Regions from separate parts of the Homo sapiens genome. Here all the other regions are linked to region 2. Evidence: chromatin contacts called from ENCODE Hi-C or POLR2A ChIA-PET data. All regions are on one chromosome and are shown on one strand. The core of a region is the stretch at or near the end of the contact, and the rest is flanking DNA. Distances in the headings are between cores, read along the strand shown. Region 1 overlaps RBM17 (RNA binding motif protein 17). Region 2 holds the start of IL15RA (interleukin 15 receptor subunit alpha). Region 3 overlaps FBH1 (F-box DNA helicase 1).

Region 1 (2,956 bases), core at 7-2,506, 120 kb before region 2:
GGCTTACTCATTAAATAGGAGACTAATATTATAGGTACTAGAACCAATACACGATTACAGAAGAAACTATGAACCAGTTTTTAAATTAGATGTAGCAGGAATAAACTAGGTATCAAATTTATGGGGGAAAATGCTCAATGACTAGGAATCAGCAAAAAAACACCTCCACCATGTGGTGCTTCCCCTCCAGAAGAACTACCAGCCCTCAGGAACAGCACCCGCTCCCCTCAGAAAAGGACAACTCAAGGGTAAGCTGCAGCCACAGACTGGCCCAGAACATAAGCAGGACAGGCAGGAGACGGAGCCCAACCCAGAACAGTGACGTGAAACAGATGGGCAGGAGTGTGCCCTTTGCCCCAGCCTGATGCAGCCCTTCCCACAGGTGGTGGGGAGGACAGGCGCGCCTTGCTAAGAAACTGTCTCGATAGCACTATTATTAATCTTTTGGTCATTTTTCATCAAGCGGTTTTGTGCAATTCATGATGCTGTTTAAATGACCACAGTCATTATTTGAACGCCATCTGTGGAAAGATAAATGTATACTTAAATTGTGGGTATAATTTTAACTAGTTTATTCACTCATTTTACCTCATTTTGTCTAGTTTTAACTATGATTTTGAGTTATCCTTTTCCAGATCTTCTTCATCCTCAATAACCCAATTTATAGAGTTGACCACATGTTTGTTTTTAAGCATATGTAAAATCACTGGAATCATACAGGTTAGGGTGGTAGAAGTGGGTTTTAAAACCCCTTTCTCTGTTTTAATCCACAATAAATCAGTAAGTACTAACACTGTTTATGATAGCAAAAAATAGAAACAACCCATATATCCAGCATTAAAGGAATTAAATTATAGTCCATCTATATACAAGGGAATATAGTGAAGCCATAAACGTGATCATACAGTCCTGTATTTTTTGACAGAGTCACAACGTATTAAGTAAGAAAAGCAAGTTAGCAGAAGGTGGAGTAGGCACAGGATGGAAAAATATTACGTTTTTCACTTCCGGATTGTATGACTGAAGGTAATTTGTTTTTCTTTCTGCGTATCTCTAGTTTCTGATTTTTCTACAACAAACTATTTAATTTCAAATAGATACATTTTAAAATTGGCAAAACAGAAGTAAAAATTAGGTGGAAAATGATACTAACTTGGTTTCAAAGGCCCACCAAGGAGGCCATCTGTTAAGAGTAACTCATATGCAAAATAAGCCACATGGGAACAGAGACACGTATCAAGCTCACAGGCAGGCGCGGGCTTACCTTCAGCCCAGCTGCTACATGCGGTGGAGTGTCCACAATTTGCCGGTCATCTGAGGAGCCACCTCGCTTCAGGTCAATGACTGGGGCGAGGACTGTACTTTGTTTCGTCCTTTGGCTCTAAAATCATCAAAAACAAGGAAAACATACTGAAGTTTCAAATTAAAATTCACACTGTTTGCAACAAAGATTTTCTTTCTGGTCCCTGCAACAAACCTTTGAGATATGAGAAAACCATAATCTCAAAACAACAGCCTTTTAATTTATTACTATAATCATATATTATTTTCTTTCAGCTTTTTCAAAAACATGAGATTTTCTCCATTTCTGTGAAAGGTTTACAGTAAACTTAGTCACTTTCAAAAGATACTTGGGGATAAGAGTTTTGTTCCCTCCTACTAGGATATAGAATCCTTCCTATCTCCTTTATTATGAATCTACAAAAAAAAGTTTTTAAAAGAAAATCATTTCTATACATTCAATTATTGTTAATGTTCTACCATACTTCTTGCCCTTACACCTGTATTTTTTGCTAGACCATTTGAAAGAAAGTTGGAGACATCATGACACTTCACCCCAATCTCCTGAAACCGTGGACATTCTCCTGTCAGATTACTACCCCTAATAAAATCACTAATTCCCATGTCATTTCCCATCCAGTTCACATTCAGATTCTCCAAGATATCCCAAAAATGTCCTTTAAACAGCTGATTTTTTTTTTGAACCAGGATCCTACCAAAGTTCCTGAAATGCTTTTGGTTTTTAAGTGTCTTGATTAAGAACAGTCCCTCTTCCCCATCATCATCATCACCATCATCTTCATCTCCTCTTCCTTTTTTTCCTCTGACACTATCTTGTAAAATGCTGTTTGTTCTAGATCTGTCTAATAACTACCTGGTTATTTAGTTGAGCTTGTTCCTCTATGCCTTGTAATTCCTGAAACCTGGAGGTTAAAGGCCTGATCGAATTCAGGGTAAAGCTTTTAGGCAGGAACACTTCCCAGGTGAGGCAGTGTGCCCCTTCCTGCAACACACAGCAGGCACACTGCGTCAGGCCGTCTAACAGCAATGCTAAGGTTGATCATATGGGTATGGTGGTAACCATTAGATCTTTTGATTAGAAAGGTTTAATTTTTCTCTTTTGCAATTTAAAGTGTTACAAATTTTCATTACCACTATAAAAGGCACAAAATAAGCCTTCATCTCTCTTGAATATAACAATACTTATAAATTTAAGCAAACAAAATTTAATCCAATTAACAACTCACAAAGTAAATACGAAAGTTTACAGAACGGAAGGGGGATTTATTAGAATCACATATTTTCTTTCTTTCTTTTTTTTTGAGATGGAGTCTTGCTCTGTCACCAGGCTGGAGTTCGATCTCGGCTCACTGCAACCTCCGCCTCCCAGGTTGAAGCAACTCTCCTGTCTCAGCCTCCAGAGTAGCTGGGATTACAGATGCACGCCACCACACCGGGCTAATATTTGTATTTTTATTAGAGATAAGGTTTCACCATGTTGGTCAGGCTGGTCTCAAACTCCTGACCTCAGGTGATCCACCCGCCTTGGCCTCCCAAAGTGCTGGGATTACAGGTGTGAGCCACCACGCCCAGCCAGAATCACATATTTTCTATTATTATTATTTTCTATTCAATATAGAGTTGGCCCTCTGTATCTACAGGTTCCACATCTAAC
Region 2 (2,994 bases), core at 481-2,980:
AAATAATAGAGGGGATGTTAAACTATGATAATTTGCAGCCATTAAAAACTTTTACAAAGAGTCTGTAATAATGGAGAAATCTCTACTTCATAAATGTCCATAGAATAAAAAATGCTCTATTGTATACATGCTATGCTTAGCCTGCATTCAATAAACCCTCAATATATTTGAGAATATTAAGGAATATTGTTAATTTTTAAATTTGATCTTATCATCTTGAGATTTATTATTAAGTATTGAGAGAAATTGAATAATGTGGGATTTCCCCAGTTGGAGTAAGGGTGGCTATTCCTGCTTAGAAAAAAAGAATGGACCTTGTGTGGTCACTGCCGGATGGTAGGTTCATTATTCTTTCTACTTTTTTTTTTTAAATTTAAGAGACAGGAACTGGCTGTGTTGCCCAGGCTGGAGTGCAGTGGTGCGATCTCAGCTCACTGCAACCTCAGCCTCCTGGGTTCAAGTGATTCTCCTGCCTCAGCCTCCTGAATAGCTGGGATTACAGGCGCCCGCCACCATGCCCAGCTAATTTTGGTATTTTTAGTAGAGATGGGGTTTCACCATGTTGGCCAGGCTAGTCTCGAATTCCTGACTTCAGGCGATCCACCTGCCTTGGCCTCCGAAAGTGCTTGGATTTCAGGAGTGGCCACCGCGCTCGGCCCTAAATTCTTTTATTTAACTTTTAAGTTCAGGGTTATAAGTGCAGGTTTGTTATAAAGGTAAACCTGTGTCTTGGGGGATTATTGTACAGATTATTTCGTTTTCAAAGAGAATTTGCAAGTATGTCACAAAAGCCTCATAAACACGTTGTGAGATTTTAAGAGGCAATGACCGAGGCTTGGAGATGTCTCGTCCTGTCCAATGTCACCGCTAGACCTGAGAATCTGCACTTGGGAGCTTACAGACCCGGTTCTCAGGCTTCACTTGAGACCCCAAGAAAGAAAAAAACCCACCAGCCAAAGAGGAGGATGGCAGCCTGGAAGAACCTAAGGAAGCGAGGCTCAGAGGTGAAGCACTGTGGCTCCTCTCCCCCTTCTCCCCCCTCCGCCCCCTCTCCTTCTAAGATGAGGCATTTTCTAGGGGAGCAAAGCTGCAGCAGGAATTCGGCGAAGTGGCGGAGCTGGGGCCCCAGCGGGCGCCGGGGGCCGCGGGAGCCAGCAGGTGGCGGGGGCTGCGCTCCGCCCGGGCCAGAGCGCACCAGGCAGGTGCCCGCGCCTCCGCACCGCGGCGACACCTCCGCGGGCACTCACCCAGGCCGGCCGCTCACAACCGAGCGCAGGGCCGCGGAGGGAGACCAGGAAAGCCGAAGGCGGAGCAGCTGGAGGCGACCAGCGCCGGGCGAGGTCAAGTGGATCCGAGCCGCAGAGAGGGCTGGAGAGAGTCTGCTCTCCGATGACTTTGCCCACTCTCTTCGCAGTGGGGACACCGGACCGAGTGCACACTGGAGGTCCCAGAGCACGACGAGCGCGGAGGACCGGGAGGCTCCCGGGCTTGCGTGGGTAAGGTCCTGGGTCCCCACCGGGCACGGCCCATGCGTCCCGGGGACAGGGGTGGCTGTGCGGTGCCGCGGCGGCCGGCGGGGCTCCTTCCCCAGCAGGGGTGGGGACGCTGAGTCACGGATCTGTCACCGCTTTGCACCTCTCCGAGCCCTCGGGGGCCAAAGCAAAAGCGAAAGCGAATGCGACTGGCGGGGCGGCAGGTCCCAGAGCAGCGCTCGCCACCTCCCCCCGGCCTGGGCAGCGCTCGCCCGGGGAGTCCAGCGGTGTCCTGTGGAGCTGCCGCCATGGCCCCGCGGCGGGCGCGCGGCTGCCGGACCCTCGGTCTCCCGGCGCTGCTACTGCTGCTGCTGCTCCGGCCGCCGGCGACGCGGGGTAGGGAGCTGGGAGCAGGGGCGCCCGGGCGGGACTTGGAAGGGGGCCGGGACGTGGAGCTGGAGGGAACCGGGCGCCCCATCTCCCCGGGCCGTGCGGGGGCGTCGGTGCCCTCGGGAGCGCGGTGCGCGCAGGCCCAGGCCGGGGAGGGGACGCGGCGCCGGGCAGGAGGGACACGTGCCGGGAGCCGGGGTCGCAGGGAGAGCGCCGCCGCTGCGCCCGGGTCACCCACGTAAGGGAGCGGGCGGCCTGGCTGGGGTCTCCGAGGCCGAGGTCAGGAGCAGTTCTGAGAAGCCCGTTTTGGCCACGGGAGCGCGGAGCCGGCGGCGTCCAGCAGTTTGGAGACACGGGCGAGTGCGCTTCTCCCAGGCGCCTGGACTGCAGGGCGGGTGTTGCATAGCACGCGGTCCTCGGAGGGGTCCGGGAGAAACTACTCCTCCCGACTCCCAGGCAAAAGTAAATTATGTCAGTGGGAGCTGGGAGGGTGGGGAGGAGCTGTGTCCCAGGGGGAAACGCGTCGGGCAAGTTGCACACCTGGGGACCTGGAAACAACTTCCAATTCTTAAGCGATCAGGAAACCAGCAGAGGCGGTCGGGACCGGATGGGGGTGGGGAGTGGGGGCCAGCCTGGAGTCTACACTCGCAGAAAAAGGGGGAAGAGATCTGTGATCGCTTGGTGTATTCGAGAAGAAAGCGGGTCGCGGAGCTCTGATCTCGGCAGGGAGGACGGAATGAGCGATTCCTAGGGGTTTTGTCCCGGCAGCCAGAGGAAGGAGGAAAACAGTAGCAGGGTCTAGCTCTATCCTTGTCAGCGCTTCTTTATCTTTTTATAGTCAGGGAGCTCTTGGAGGGTCTGATGAAAGCTATGAACCCCCGGCCCCCAGAAAAATGCATGAATGAACATAGTTACAAAATGTGCATATGATTTTGGGGTCAAAGCCCCACTGAAGGCCATCCATGGACTCTCTATAGGAATTAGTAACGCCATGATCTGTGTGTGTTTTTAAGCGAGACCCTGAATAATTTACATCCAGTCGGGCCAGTCTGCCCAGGCCCTGGCCAAAGCCATTCCACGCACAGTTGCTGCTGCCTGGTGTGGCCTGAACGCCCCCCCACCCTCTGCCACC
Region 3 (2,864 bases), core at 358-2,857, 67 kb after region 2:
CCGCCTCGCCTCCCAAAGTGCTGGATTACAGGTGTGAGCCACCAAGCCTGGCCTTATTCTACCTTCTAATCGGGGCCTGTAAGATCCCTCAACTGTCCCTGTCCATCCTTCACAATCTTGTGTTCCCTCCCACCCTTGCCACACTGCACTTTTTCTCTTCCTCACATGTCCCAAATTCATTCCCATCTTCAGGCCCTTAAGGCATCTATACCTTCTCTGAACTGCTCTCCCCACAGTTGTGAAACGGCGGTTCCTCCTCCACACTCAGGTTTCACTCAGACACTACCTGCTCAGAGAAGCTTTTTCCACCCCTCTAAAGCAGCATTCACCCCACAGCTCTCTGTTCTATTTTCTCTGCAATGCTCATTACTCACTAAAATGCCATTTCACACATTTACTTACATAGGACCTGTCTTCCCTCACTAGATCAGGAATCTCCTCTAACTCCTCTAAGCCGGTCACAGTGGACCGGCTCGTGGACAACTGTCGGACACACACAGGTGTTCAGTGTTTGTCAAATGCACAACCCCCCAGGCACTCCCCACCCTGCTGAGGAAACCATCGGGGCCCCTGTGAATCAGCAGCCGACACGCCATAGCCTCTCCCGCATGGAGGATAAGGTGGATGAGTCTTTTCCATCCCACAAGTGGGATATGGAGGAAGTAGAGCCTAACATTTTCCTAGGGAAGCGAGGCCACGGGTGAATAAGAAAGGCTTCTCTTGGCGAGGGGCTTCCCCTAAGGCTGCAGGACCCATGATGGTAAAATCAGCCTTAGTGGTATCTCGCAGCCGCTCAGAACTGCACGTTCATAAGGCGCTCTTACCAGCCTTTCCACATCAAACTCTCAGCCCCTGGCTCCTGCAGAAGATGACACTGAGGTGGAGCAGGTGGGTCCCACAGCCTGCCAGGTGCTAACACTGCTAAGTGGCAGGGCTGGACCTGCTGCTGTGTCTGGGACTCTCCCATTATCACAGCATCCCCTCCCCTCCTCCCGGGGCATTACCTATTGCTGATGTTAATCCCCTTCTCCCTCATGGCGTAGAGAAGCACGGCTATGCAGTACAGGGTCTCGGTGACATCTGGCATGGTCACCGTGGAGCTGGGTCTCCGGAGGCAGAAGAGCAGTCGCTGGATGTCATTCACACTGCTGGAGAGGAGCACCACAGCCGCCACCAGGGCCCAGATGTTGACACCCTGCAAGCCAGGTGCACAGGGAGGGAGGGACAGCCCACAGGCCATGGTTAATACGAATCACAGCAGGAAGGAGTCAGGAAAGCCGAGCCACGGGTCCAGCTGCTGGCTACAGACTGTCTGGACTGAATCCAAACTTTCCAAGTTGTATTTGGGAAACAGGGGAGCCCTTCTGTTCGCCCTGGACTCCTTCTCATCACTTTTGGATTTGAGATCTTAGTTTTCTTTAATTAAATAACACGGATGAAGTATCTAACATAGAACCTTGGACAGAGAGACAGTCTAAAAATATGAGCTCCCTGTCATCTCCCCACCCTACTCTCCAGGCCATGGGGGCTCTCAGGTCCATATGTGCTTGGCAGGGCCAGAGCAAAACAGCCAGCAAGGGGCGCCCACCCAAGAGGCATGAGAGACGCAGACACAGGAGAGGGCCGCACGCAGGCTGTGGGGAAAATAAAATCTGGCAGTTCTCCAGCATGACGGTGTTAACTTGCTATTTATTATTAGTAATAACTGTTCATTGTAAGTTAAATAAATATGAAATTATGGAAAGTTTATTTTGTGAAGACAGCATGCTCCTCTTAGCAATGTCTCTGTAAATGTTCGCTTACACAGAAACAGTCAATAGTGGACACAGATCTTCATCTTTTTTTTTTTTTGAGACAAAGTCTGACTCTGTCACACAGGCTGGAGTGCAGTGGCGCGATCTCAGCTCACCGCAACCTCTGCTTGCCAGGTTCAAGCAATTTGCTTGTCTCAGCCTCCAGAGTAGCCAGTACTACAGGCACATGCCACCATGCTCGGCTAATTTTTGTATTTTTGGTAGAGACAGGGTTTCACCATGTTGGCCAGGCTGGTCTCGAACTCCTGACCTCAGGTGATCCACCCGCCTTGGCCTCACAAAGTGCTGGGATAACAGGCGTGAGCCACCACGCCCAGCCTTTACCATTCTTAAGTTACTACACGTCTCTGTGTTAAAGAATGCATTCCAAGAAAGGAACATCCCATCCCCTCTCACTTCAACCATCCTGTGAAAGAAGACCCACTCCACCACCATCAGCAATCATCTTCTTCAAGAGAAACAGAAATGCAGTTGCCTGGGTTCCCAGCCCTCTGTGGCCAGTAAAACACACGCAGAGGTTGCACGTAGCTTCGAAGATAAAATCTGGGAATCCCTGAACTGGAAAAGGAGCAACAGGGCTGAGATTCAAGGAGACTGAGGGTTATTTCCAGCTTCTCATTACCTCATTGTGTGACTATAGCAAGACCCCTAATTTTTCTGTCCCTTTCAAATAAGCAAACTTGTTGATAATGGGGTGGGCTGTCTTGTAAAGAAATCCTATTATTAAAAGTGTTCAGAGGCTAGATGACCACTTTTCAGAAATATTTCAGAGAAGATTCCTCAACCAAATGGGAAATCAGACTAAATGATTTGTTAAAATTTCATCTACATCTAAGACTCTACAATTATATGGCCTTTTATTTCTCCACTGGGGACAATGACAACATGAATGCTTCAAAGCATTCAGAGATTAAATACAGACATTAAAAATAAATATAAAGTCATCCTCAATTGAACTGAATCACCAGTACACTTTCCTCCAGTGAAATAACATGCCGCCTTCTCCCGCAGCCTCCAGACCTACCCCGGCAGCAGCGTAGAGGTCGGGGA

The links. A loop is a pair of places that touch in the nucleus more often than their neighbours do. ChIA-PET counts read pairs that join two places held with the same protein, here RNA polymerase II (POLR2A). Pooled maps may share reads with other maps.
Region 1: a pooled map shows a loop between it and region 2 (2.2-fold over the local background). The contact joins the enhancer-like site here to the promoter of IL15RA in region 2. A Hi-C loop is called at or near these places in 1 of 50 pooled maps. POLR2A ChIA-PET finds 5 or more read pairs at or near these places in 5 of 52 experiments (H1, WTC11, activated naive CD4-positive, alpha-beta T cell and 1 more).
Region 3: a map of heart right ventricle shows a loop between it and region 2 (2.3-fold over the local background). The contact joins the enhancer-like site here to the promoter of IL15RA in region 2. A Hi-C loop is called at or near these places in 12 of 168 maps with a recorded cell type or tissue (B cell, CD4-positive, alpha-beta T cell, GM12878 and 9 more), 30 of 37 single-sample maps with no recorded cell type and 23 of 50 pooled maps. POLR2A ChIA-PET finds 5 or more read pairs at or near these places in 20 of 52 experiments (CD4-positive, alpha-beta T cell, CD4-positive, alpha-beta memory T cell, CD8-positive, alpha-beta memory T cell and 16 more).

What each region holds. Positions count from the first base shown.
Region 1 is chr10:6,099,696-6,102,651 of GRCh38, reverse strand. RBM17 (RNA binding motif protein 17) reads right to left here. Exons shown (of 12, transcript NM_032905.5): 3 at 1,265-1,381. Among named protein-coding and RNA genes, the nearest start is that of RBM17, 12 kb to the right of the region's middle. Within about 2 kb of position 1,256, at least 2 of the 41 ENCODE cell types and tissues checked have a DNase peak (open chromatin) inside an H3K27ac peak, as active enhancers do.
Region 2 is chr10:5,976,279-5,979,272 of GRCh38, reverse strand. IL15RA (interleukin 15 receptor subunit alpha) reads left to right here and starts at 1,730. Exons shown (of 7, transcript NM_002189.4): 1 at 1,730-1,868. The coding sequence starts at 1,781. RefSeq lists silencers at 967-1,636, 1,727-2,106.
Region 3 is chr10:5,909,269-5,912,132 of GRCh38, reverse strand. It overlaps FBH1 (F-box DNA helicase 1), which reads right to left. Exons shown (of 21, transcript NM_178150.3): 5 at 2,839-2,864; 6 at 1,005-1,195. Among named protein-coding and RNA genes, the nearest start is that of FBH1, 20 kb to the right of the region's middle. Within about 2 kb of position 1,607, at least 2 of the 41 ENCODE cell types and tissues checked have a DNase peak (open chromatin) inside an H3K27ac peak, as active enhancers do; they include heart right ventricle, where a contact is called at or near this core.